2 separate regions of the Homo sapiens genome follow, and region 1 is linked to region 2. Evidence: chromatin contacts called from ENCODE Hi-C or POLR2A ChIA-PET data. All regions are on one chromosome and are shown on one strand. The core of a region is the stretch at or near the end of the contact, and the rest is flanking DNA. Distances in the headings are between cores, read along the strand shown. Region 1 overlaps BABAM2 (BRISC and BRCA1 A complex member 2). Region 2 overlaps BABAM2 (BRISC and BRCA1 A complex member 2).

The links. A loop is a pair of places that touch in the nucleus more often than their neighbours do. ChIA-PET counts read pairs that join two places held with the same protein, here RNA polymerase II (POLR2A).
Region 1: a loop to region 2 is called in a map of astrocyte of the cerebellum, with 2.8 times the contacts of the local background. The contact joins two enhancer-like sites. A Hi-C loop is called at or near these places in 1 of 168 maps with a recorded cell type or tissue (astrocyte of the cerebellum). POLR2A ChIA-PET finds 5 or more read pairs at or near these places in 4 of 52 experiments (Caco-2, WTC11, activated CD4-positive, alpha-beta T cell and 1 more).

The regions. Positions count from the first base shown.
Region 1 is chr2:28,028,180-28,033,139 of GRCh38, forward strand. All of the region lies in intron 5 of BABAM2 (BRISC and BRCA1 A complex member 2), which reads left to right. Among named protein-coding and RNA genes, the nearest start is that of MIR4263, 34 kb to the left of the region's middle. Within about 2 kb of position 2,637, at least 2 of the 41 ENCODE cell types and tissues checked have a DNase peak (open chromatin) inside an H3K27ac peak, as active enhancers do.
Region 2 is chr2:27,928,681-27,933,826 of GRCh38, forward strand. BABAM2 (BRISC and BRCA1 A complex member 2) reads left to right here. Exons shown (of 12, transcript NM_199191.3): 3 at 1,152-1,228. Among named protein-coding and RNA genes, the nearest start is that of BABAM2-AS1, 40 kb to the left of the region's middle. Within about 2 kb of position 1,596, at least 2 of the 41 ENCODE cell types and tissues checked have a DNase peak (open chromatin) inside an H3K27ac peak, as active enhancers do.

The DNA of each region.
Region 1 (4,960 bases), core at 1,387-3,886, 100 kb after region 2:
GTGCTGGCTGTTGTCTGGAGGCCGCCTTCAACTCCTTGCCTCTCTACAGGGCAGTGCACAAGATTCAGAGCAAGCAAGTAGGGGAGAGCAAGAAGGAGTGTGTGAGCAAGATAGAAGTCATAGTCTTTTATAACCTAATCTTGAAAGTGACAGCCCATCACTTTTGCTGTATTCTATTTGTTAGGTCCAATATCCCACCCTCCCAACACACCTACACCCCCCGCCCCTCCCCGCCACCCACACGCAGAATTACATAGGAATGTGAATACCAGAGACCGCTGGGAGCCACTTAGAGGGAGCCTACCATACTTATTGATTATGTTTATTGTGTGTCTGTCTTCATTGGAATGTAAAATCTCATGAGGGCAGGGATCTTTGTTTTGTTCACTGGTAAATCACAAACGCCTGGAACAGTGTCTTCCACTTCATTGGTATTCCATAAACGTTTTTGAATGAATGAATGAATGAATAAACTCTCATTAAGCACAGAAAAAGTTTAGGTGCTCTTCTCTGCTAATTCTTTTAGGTTTCCCTGTCTTTTTTAGGCTAAATAACACTCCGGCTTTTATTCTTCAGCTTTTTCTTTTTCTTTTTTTTCTTTTTTTGAGACGAAGTCTCACTCTGTGGCCCAGGCTGGAGTGCAGTGGCGTACTCTCGGCTCACTGCAACCTCCGCCTCCTGGGTTCAAGCAATTCTCCTCTCTCAGCCTCCTGAGTAGCTGGGACTACAAGTGCATGCCACCACGCCCGGCTAATTTTTGTATTTTTAGTAGAGACGGGATTTCACTATATTGGTCAGGCTGGTCTTGAATTCATGACCTCAGGTGATCTACCCGCCTTGGCCTCCCAAAGTGCTGGGATTATAGATGTGAGCCACCATGCCTGGCCTCTTCGGCTTTTTCTTAAAGGTTATGATTTTAAGGTTTTACACATGATTAATGCCTTCAAATCAGCATGACTAAAATTTTTCTTATTACAAATCAAGTTGTTTGTTCAGTTCAAGGTTTTTTTCCTTTTGTAAAGTCTTGAATTTATATTTCAGTAAAAGACACATAACACTACATTTGCCGTCTTTACTATTTTTAAGTGTGCAGTTCAGTAGTGTTAAGTATATTCACATTGTTGTGCAACAGATCTCTAGAACTTTTTCATCTTGCAAAGGAAGCCATTAAACACTAATTCCTCCTCCCCCCAGCGCTTGGCAGTCACTTTACTATTTTATGTTTCTATGGTTTTGACTCCTTTAGATACTTCATATGGGTAGAATTGTATAGTATTTGTTTTTTTGTGACTGCTTATTTCACTTAGCATAATGTCTGAGGTTCATCAATGTTGTAGCATGTGATAGGATTTCCTTCCTTTTTAAGGCTGCATAGTGTTCAATTGAGTGTATTTACCATATTTTACTTATCCATTCATCCATCAGTGAACATTTGGGTTGCTTCTACCTCTTGGCTATTGTGAATCATGCTACATTGAACATAGGTGTGCAACTATCTCTTTGAGATTCTGCTTTGAGTTCTTTGGGATATATACCTACAAGTGGGATTGCTAGATTATATATAATCCTATTTTTAATTTTTTGAGGAATTTCCATACTGTTTCCTTAAGGGCTGCACTATTTTACATTCCCATCAACAGTGCATGGTTCAGACTTAAACTATGGATTGTTTTGAAATGTTAATATGTTTATATGGCTCATAAGGAAAACTTTGTTGAACTTAATTTAGCCTCTATCCCCAGCATTTTCCTATTAAATAATCAACTTAATTGTCCTTACATAAATGGGTGTTAGGTTAATTCTTGGTGAACATGTGTTGTCTTTAGTGCTGACAGGCTCATCTGAAAACAGGAATCGCTGTCAAACTAACCAGTCTTTGGTTTTTAGAATTTGCCTTCCTGTCTCATTCCCCCTTTTTTAATAATAATAGTGAATTTGAATATAATCCAGTTTTATGGCACCGTTTGTTACCTAATAATTTTCAAAATGTTATTCAGTGGCTCAGCTAATACTTGAGTTGTAGTTCATCTAGGTGTAGAAGTTTAAATTCATTTCAAGCAGATAGTTTGTATTTATAGTATTTTTTAAACTTTCTGTTTAATGTTACCGATATTCCTTTCTTTACTTACAAAACCTACTACTGCTACACTTATCTCAGTTTATTTTGATTTGATGTTAAGTAGTTTGTAAACATTAGGGCAATGGTTATGGATTCAAGTGAAGTAAAGAAACTGAGAATCCTGTAACAAGGCAAAGCTTACAGCAGACCAGGCCTAGGGAAGGCCTAGTAGAAATGGTAGCTGAGTCTGTAGAAGTAAAACTATGAGTTGGAATCAGGGAAGATCAAGAAACAGGGTATAAAAGTGAGTCTTGAGGGATGAACAAATTAGAGCTTGGCATGAGGGTTCAGGAATATTAAAGGACAGCCTGCTAATGGAGGAAAAATATAGACCAAGAGTCTGGAGATAAACACTGGACCCTGGCAGAAAGAAAGGAGCTTGATTTTGAGCCAAGATTTTTTTGAATCAGGGACTGTATTAGTTTCCTATTGCTGCTGTAAAAATTACCACAAACTTGGTGGCTTAGGACAACACAGACTTATTATGTCATAGTTCTGGAGGGCGGAAGTCCAAAATGGGTCTCCCTTGGCCAAAATCAAGGGGTTGGCAAGGCTGCATGCCTTCTGGAAGCTCTAAAGGAAACCGTTTCAGGGTACTAAAGAAACTTGCAGATATGCTCTCTGGGACATTATCTTTGAGAAATTTTAGAGAAGCAGAAAGATCCTAGAAGACTGTTATAAATAACAACATCCTGGAGATTTTTAAAGAAATTAAGTTCAGATCTTTAAGTAGATGATTTGCAAACATTAAAATAAAAATGCAGTAGTCAATTGGAAAAATAGTTGGGTAACTGGGAAACTGTCATGACAAACTTAGTTTACTTCTTTAAGGAAGGGTAGTATCATAAACTTAGATGATCTCATTTTCAGCGAGGCACTTGGTCATTCTCTCTTAGGATTCCACTGACTTATGCTCCTTTCTTAGTTGTTGGGATCTGTGGAAGCGTTCCACCTAAAAGTTTGGGTATAACTCTTACCAGCCTCAGGTGTTTCGTGGAATGTCACAGGGCTTTTCCTTTGACCCCGTCTTGTTAAGGGTTTTGTTAGGGACTTGAATGAACCCATACAAAGTATGCATTTCTTTTTTCTGCTAGCACAGAGCTTGAAAAGATAGCTATTGTGCAAGATTACAGAATCAACATTAAAAATTATTTTTGTGTGCTGGAATGCTGCACCAAACTAACAAGATGCACTTTAGTAGGGCTCAGCCAGTATGGGACTAATAGATTTATGGAAAGTCTACTATGCTAGGTTTTGGGTTAAAAAAAAATAAAGTAGATCAGATATGGCCTTGGCTCCTGAGACTGTTAAAATCCAATTTGGAAGGTTTAATCTGTATCTCTAAAAGAGGAATTTGAACAATACTGGATAGATTACATCTCAAATGGAATATACAGGCTGTGTGAGCATTCAGCAGAAGAGACAATCACTGAGGAAGGGAGTAACCAAGGAAAGCCTTTACTGGCCAACTGAGCTAGACCCTGAAGGAAGGTGGACGTAGATGGCTCTCTCAAGAGAGATGTTCAGTGGGTTGTATGACTGGGGAAAACTTAGGGACATGACATATATGGGGAATAGAATTGTAAGCATATATTCAACTGGCTTACTGATCAGTAAAACACATCTATTATGTCTTAGTGGCATTTTGCAGCATGAGGACATTTTTGTATGAAATAAATGGATATTTTTTAATTAAAACATGAAAATAGTATATTCTCTAAATGAAACATTATAAGAATCAATAGGTTCTTCCTGATCTGAATGGAAATTCAAGTATTTTAGTTTTTTCTGGTCCAAGTAGTCCATCTGATAAATGCTTGCTATAAAGAATCTAAGACTAGGAATGATTATTTAATCCCTTTGCATTATGCAGGTCTGTATCTGTTAGAGAGGATGGTCTTTACTGTTGTCATCACTGAATTTTTCTTTCTGCCACATACATTTATATTCTTAAAAACATTCCTGCTCTAAAAGTATGAGGCTTTGAAAAACCTGATATGCTTCTTCCTTTTACTATCAGCTGGCATGAGGAAAATGTTACCATGTAGAAGAGGAAAAGGGCTCTGATTTACTATCAGTCTTCCGACAAGTCTGCGAATTTGAAATACACTATTCTCCCCACCCTATGCAGACACTCTTCTCCCTGCCCCCTGAACCTCCATTTAGAAGTTTGAGCAAGCACACATTTGAAAGTAAACATTAACCAAAAAAAACCCATTCTTTATTGTCTAATTCTTTACCGTTGTATTTTTACCAAATTGTTTCTCCTTATTGCTTTGCTCATCTCTTTTAATGATTTTTAGACATTGTAGTCCTTGTCTATGCTGGTTTTATAATGTTTAAGAAATAGTAATAATAATTATAAAACTATAATGTTTAGGAAACCCCTGTTTCTCTAAACAGGTGAAAACAGATGCATATTGGGATGCAAGCTTAATGTTAAGAATGAAGAAGACTTTTCTGCCTGCATGCTCGGAGTCATTTTTTAAAAGTGTATTTATTTTATATTTTGTAAACATTTTCATTTTGAAATAATTATAGATATATAGGAAGTTGCAAAGTAGAGATCCTGAGTATCCTTCACTCAGTTTCCCCCAGTGGTTCGATTTTCTGTAACTATAAAAAAATACAGAAACCAGGAAATTGACATTGGTACAATGTATGTGTATAGTTCTGTGCCACTTCATCACACACGTAATTTCCTGTAATCACTATTGAAATCAAGATGCAGATATTCCATTACCACAAAGATCTCTACTGCTACCCGTTTGAGCAGAGCTATTTTTAAGATCATAATTTTAAAGTGACGAATTCCCATAATGTAAGAACTGCTATTGAAAG
Region 2 (5,146 bases), core at 346-2,845:
TTATGAAAGAAAATTAGCCTCCTTGCTTTCGTTTGTAAATTAAAACTCTCATCTTTTTAAAACAAAATGAAGACATATTACTTTCTCAATTGACTTCATATTAATATTTTATTAACTTATGAAGCCCATGCAGCTGTTATGCAGTTGAACTTATGACTTCTAAGATAAAAATTATCTTGTACAGCAGATCTGTGAAGAGCAAGAAACATTGTATAACTTTGTGAAATAATAGATTAAAAAAAAAAAAACCAGGCCAGGTGCAGTGGCTCATGCCTGTGATCCTGACACTTTGGGAGGCTAGGTGGGAGGAGGATCACTTGAGCCCAGGAGTTCGAGACCACCCTGGGTAACATAGTGAGACCTCCTCTCTTAAAAAAAAAAAAAAAAAAAAGCCAGGTGTGGTGGTGTGCACCTGTGGTCCCAGCTGCTTGGGAAGCTGAAGTGGGAGGAGCTTGAGCCTGAGAGATTGAGGCTGCAGTGAGCAGAGATTGCACCAATGCACTCCAGCCTGGGCTACAGAGTGAGACCTTGTCTTGAAAAACAAAACAAAAAGAAAATACCAAACTGTTGAGACCTGGATAACTACCCCCCACCTTTTAAATTTGCATTTTACTTGAAATTGAGTATGCATTGTGCTTTCCTGCAGATGAAAGTTATGGTGTGCCAAATCTAAAGGAAGCACTGAACCTTTGTGGAAGGAAAGAAAACCATCTGGTACCAGAAAAAGGCTAAAAGTGGGCTCTTTTTTGTACTAACAGAATGAAAGCTAAGAGTCCATATTTAAAATATGATCATAAAACTATTCTTATTTTACAGTTCTTGGCATAAGAATAGACATGTGTTTTGGATAATATACCTAATTTTAAAAGTCGAGATATGCCTCTTTGAGAAAAGTAGTTGAAGCACACTGTTGATGTTTGTCGTTAGAACACATGTAAGTTTTATTGTGAAATAAATGAATTATTTGTTTTAGGACGAGTCTTCATGTCTTGGCTTCCATGACTATTAAAGGCTTTTATTTTGTTCTGTAAGCCAGTGTTTTAATCTGTTTTGTATAAAGATCCTGTTTTGTTTAGTATCATAAACATGTGGGTTTTTAAAGTTTGTTTTTAAAAAATCTTTTCTTTCTTCTGTTTCTGCATTTTTTAAAGCTGCACATCATTGACTCCTGGGCCCAACTGTGACCGATTTAAACTGCACATACCATATGCTGGAGAGACATTAAAGTGTAAGTAAATGATGACTATTTTACTCAAAATGTAGGTTACAGTGTCAGCTATTGGACTTTGTGCTTTAGTTTTCATTTCCGGCTGTTAGTTGTTATCTCCTAAGATATTGTTCACTAGCATTTACCACTTTTCTTATCTGCCATTCAATTCTAGTTTGATTAAAAGTAAGGCAGTTGGCAGGGAATACGTTGTGGTTAAATAGGCATGCACAGAAATTCCTAATATTTAGGCATGCCCGGTAATTTTTATGTGTTTTTTTCTCTATAGGCGGCTTTTACGTAATACTCAATAAAGAGTCCACTGCTTTAGAATACCTGGCCATTTCGAAACAGTTTTTAGGTAGGAGTGGCTGCTGTCCATCACTGCTGCTAACCCCCCTGTGGAACCGCTGCGCCACGACTTGTCACTGATTTATCTCCTGTTGTTACCGAAGTGTAAGAGTCCTACCTCAAAAACTCTTGGCATGGCTTAGGCATATCAACATGTTATCTCCTTTATAGCAAGGATCAGAGATACAAACGGTCTACAAGGGCTAGATTGGTAATATAGTGAGGGAAACAGGCTAGGTGTGGCAAACTGGGACGCCCTGTCACTTAAGGGGAGTTACCTTTACTGATTTATTGAGAGAAGGTGGACGTCTGAAGTTTTACCTGAATTCTGTCAGTTTTAGATGTTGCTACTTTTTCAAAATTAAAAACATGGAGTTGGCCAATATTATGCAGGCTAAACTGAATGTGTCTGTGGGCTGGCTTGAGTTCCTGGACCATAAGTTATTGATCTTGGATGGATAGTATGGAAGATCTGTCATTGGACTTAGCCCATCAGCTACAGCAGCCCTCTAGACTGTATCAGCTTTTCTCTGTCACTATTACCAATACTGAACCTCTAGCCTAGTGTGGAAATCACAGTGGCTTTGGTTGGTTAGTGTTGGTAATCTCACCAGGAATTTTCTCTCTTGAACCTATTCTTGTGGTGAACAGCCTATTAAGGTTTTTCCTATTCCTAAAAAGAAAAATAAAGTACATGGATATTAAACATGGAACAGATGGGTAAACCGCTTTTTGACCATTGGACCAGTGTGTTTTACCATTACATGCCAGGAGGGGCCATGTCTCTGTATAGTATTTTGTATTCTTAGTACTATATTCTGTAGAATCACTTGATACTAATTTATCAAATGCAAGATTAAATGAGAAATGTTGGACATGCTGACTTGTCAGCCTTGCATTATTAGACCATTTTCTGGAAACCATTAAAATATAAAATAATTTTACCTGTCTGAAGTAGTAGGACAGATTCGACTACTTTTTTTTTGAAAAAATTATTAACTAAATTTAAAAGAAATGATCAAAGTAAATAATTCATGTGGTTAAAAACGTAAAAGTACTGGAATTTTTTGATACATGAAACCAGTAGTCTTCTCTCCCAGTCCAGTTTCCTGAGAGAATCACTTGCAGATTCTAAAAATTTTCAGTTTAGCTCTCTGGGGATGATCTCCATATCTTTAAATAATATACTTTTGCCTCCGTTTCTTGCCTTATCAGTTTTAGACATTGTTATCTTTTGACTTCCTGCGCTGATACATGAAGCATCAGCCTGTTTTCCCTATGCCCCTTAACTCTGTTTTCTTTTCCTTCTTAATGTAGTTATATCACCATTATTGGTTCCTGTGTTGGTTACCCTGTAGCTTAAAAATTTTTACTTACTTTTTTTAATGGATCACTTTAGACATTGTATTACACAGTTAATGAATAACCCCTAAGAATTCTTAGTAAGTACCTGGTACCTGGTACACAGTTAGCTTCGTTATTACTTAAGGACAATCTCTAAGCAAGAATGGTGAATACTTAGGGTAGTATATTCTTTAGTTTTACATTAACCATAGATACTGTGTCTTTTGCCTCTGCATTTTATGAGATGAATATATTAGCCCCTGCCCTTCCTTCAATTCCTCTTCCTTCACCTCCCAGCTTTTGTCTTTGGTTATTTTCCTTTTGCATTTTCAAGATTGTTAACTTACTGTCCGTTCTAAATCTGTAGTTGTCTTCTGTGCCTTGCCTATAAATTGCTTGAACGATTGCTCTGGAGGCCTGTTCCTGCATAATTATCACTGTGAGATTTGCCTTTATTACTTTTTTGAATTTGACCTTGTTTTGTAGAATCTATGTATCGTAGATTCTATGTTTTGTAGAATGATTTCTTGATAAACAGGTTACCTACTTATCTTGCTGGCACCCATTCTCAAATAACTTGCTCAGATTCTATTCCTCTTTCTACCCTTCTGTTTTCCTTTAGCCCATCCGATAATTTTTTATTACTACAGTCACAATTAGGTATCTTAATTTCTAGGAACTCTTTCTTGCACTGTTTCTCATTCTCAGCATCTTGTTCTTATTTTATGAATATAGGTCCTTTAAATTCCTTCAAAGAATAAAATTTAGAGATTCAAAAAAAATGTTTTCTTCTGTTATCTGAATTATTTTAATTTTCCCTAGGGATTATATTTTTGTTTATCATATTTTTTCCCTCTTTTATGCTATAGTTTTTCTTCAAATAAAAGGTATTCATTTCTGTTTAAGATAGACAATAAAATAGTGATTGGGACTTCTGAGTAGGTGAGCAAGGCTTATGGAATGTGTGGATGAATGATGGGCCAGATGTGAGTCAACTGCTCTAGCTCTCCTCAAATAGTTTGTTCTATTTCTTCATTGAATACCTGGGCATACATACCTGATCACCCTGTCATTTTCAGGGGGTACGTATATAGACTATTCCGTGAGGAGCTTTTGCTTACTCTTCCTGTTCTTAGCCCTGTGTCTCATTCTTGCCTCCCCTTACACTGGATAACTAGAAACTTTTATGGGTTTACTAGGACAGATGGCTTCCTCCTCATCAGTAGCCTCTTCCTCACATTATTACAGGTCAAAGCTTTCCTCTGCCCTATCTTGTCAAGTACTACACTTCCATCTGCATTCTGTCTCTAGCAATTTGCTAAACTTTCTCATCTACTGATTAACTACTCTCCTCCCTTCCTCTTCATCTTCCTGTTGTTTGGGATTTTATCTTTCTGTATTCACTATCATTTAACGGGATTGGAGGGGGTCTTAGAGAAGAAATGAGTGTGTGTGGTCAGTCCACAGTCTTGAGACAAAAATAATGTGACTTCACAGGCATCTTTCTAGTAGCATGGGTTTATGTTAGGAAGCATTTGCTGTTACCCTATATCCTCTCATTACTATAAGCTCTTCATGGGAAACCTTTAATAACATTTGTGATTAGTGTATTAGGACTGTCACTCATCATATAACATAATTATATTCTAGCAAATTATTGTTGGATATCGTCATTATACATTGGGGACTTAATTTAGCCCACAGTATGCTCTATAATAAATAAATAATAAGTGAACATTGTATAATGGCAATTCTTATGCTAAAATGAGTCAAGATTCTAGTGTTAAGCAGCTCACAGCCAAATAAAAGGAAAAGGTAATTGATCATGGAAACTATATTTATAAAAGTTCATAGAATTAGAAAGATGAGTTTTTTTTTTAAAAAACACATATATATGTATGTATATATGTATATATATAACATACACATATATATACACACACATATGTGATCTTGGCTCACTGCAACCTCCACCTCCCGGGTTCAAGCAATTCTCCTGCCTCAGCCTCCGGAGTAGTTGGAACTACAGGTGCCCACCACCACGCCCGGATAATTTTTGTATTTTAGAGACAGGGTTTCACCATGTTGGCCAGGATGGTCTCGATCTCTTGACCTCATCATCTGCCTGCTTCAGCCTCCCAAAATGCTGGGATTACAGGCGTGAGCCACTATGCCTGGCTTGTTTTTTTTTTTTTTTTTTTTTTTGAGACAGTCTTGCTATGTTGCCCAGGCTGGACTTGAACT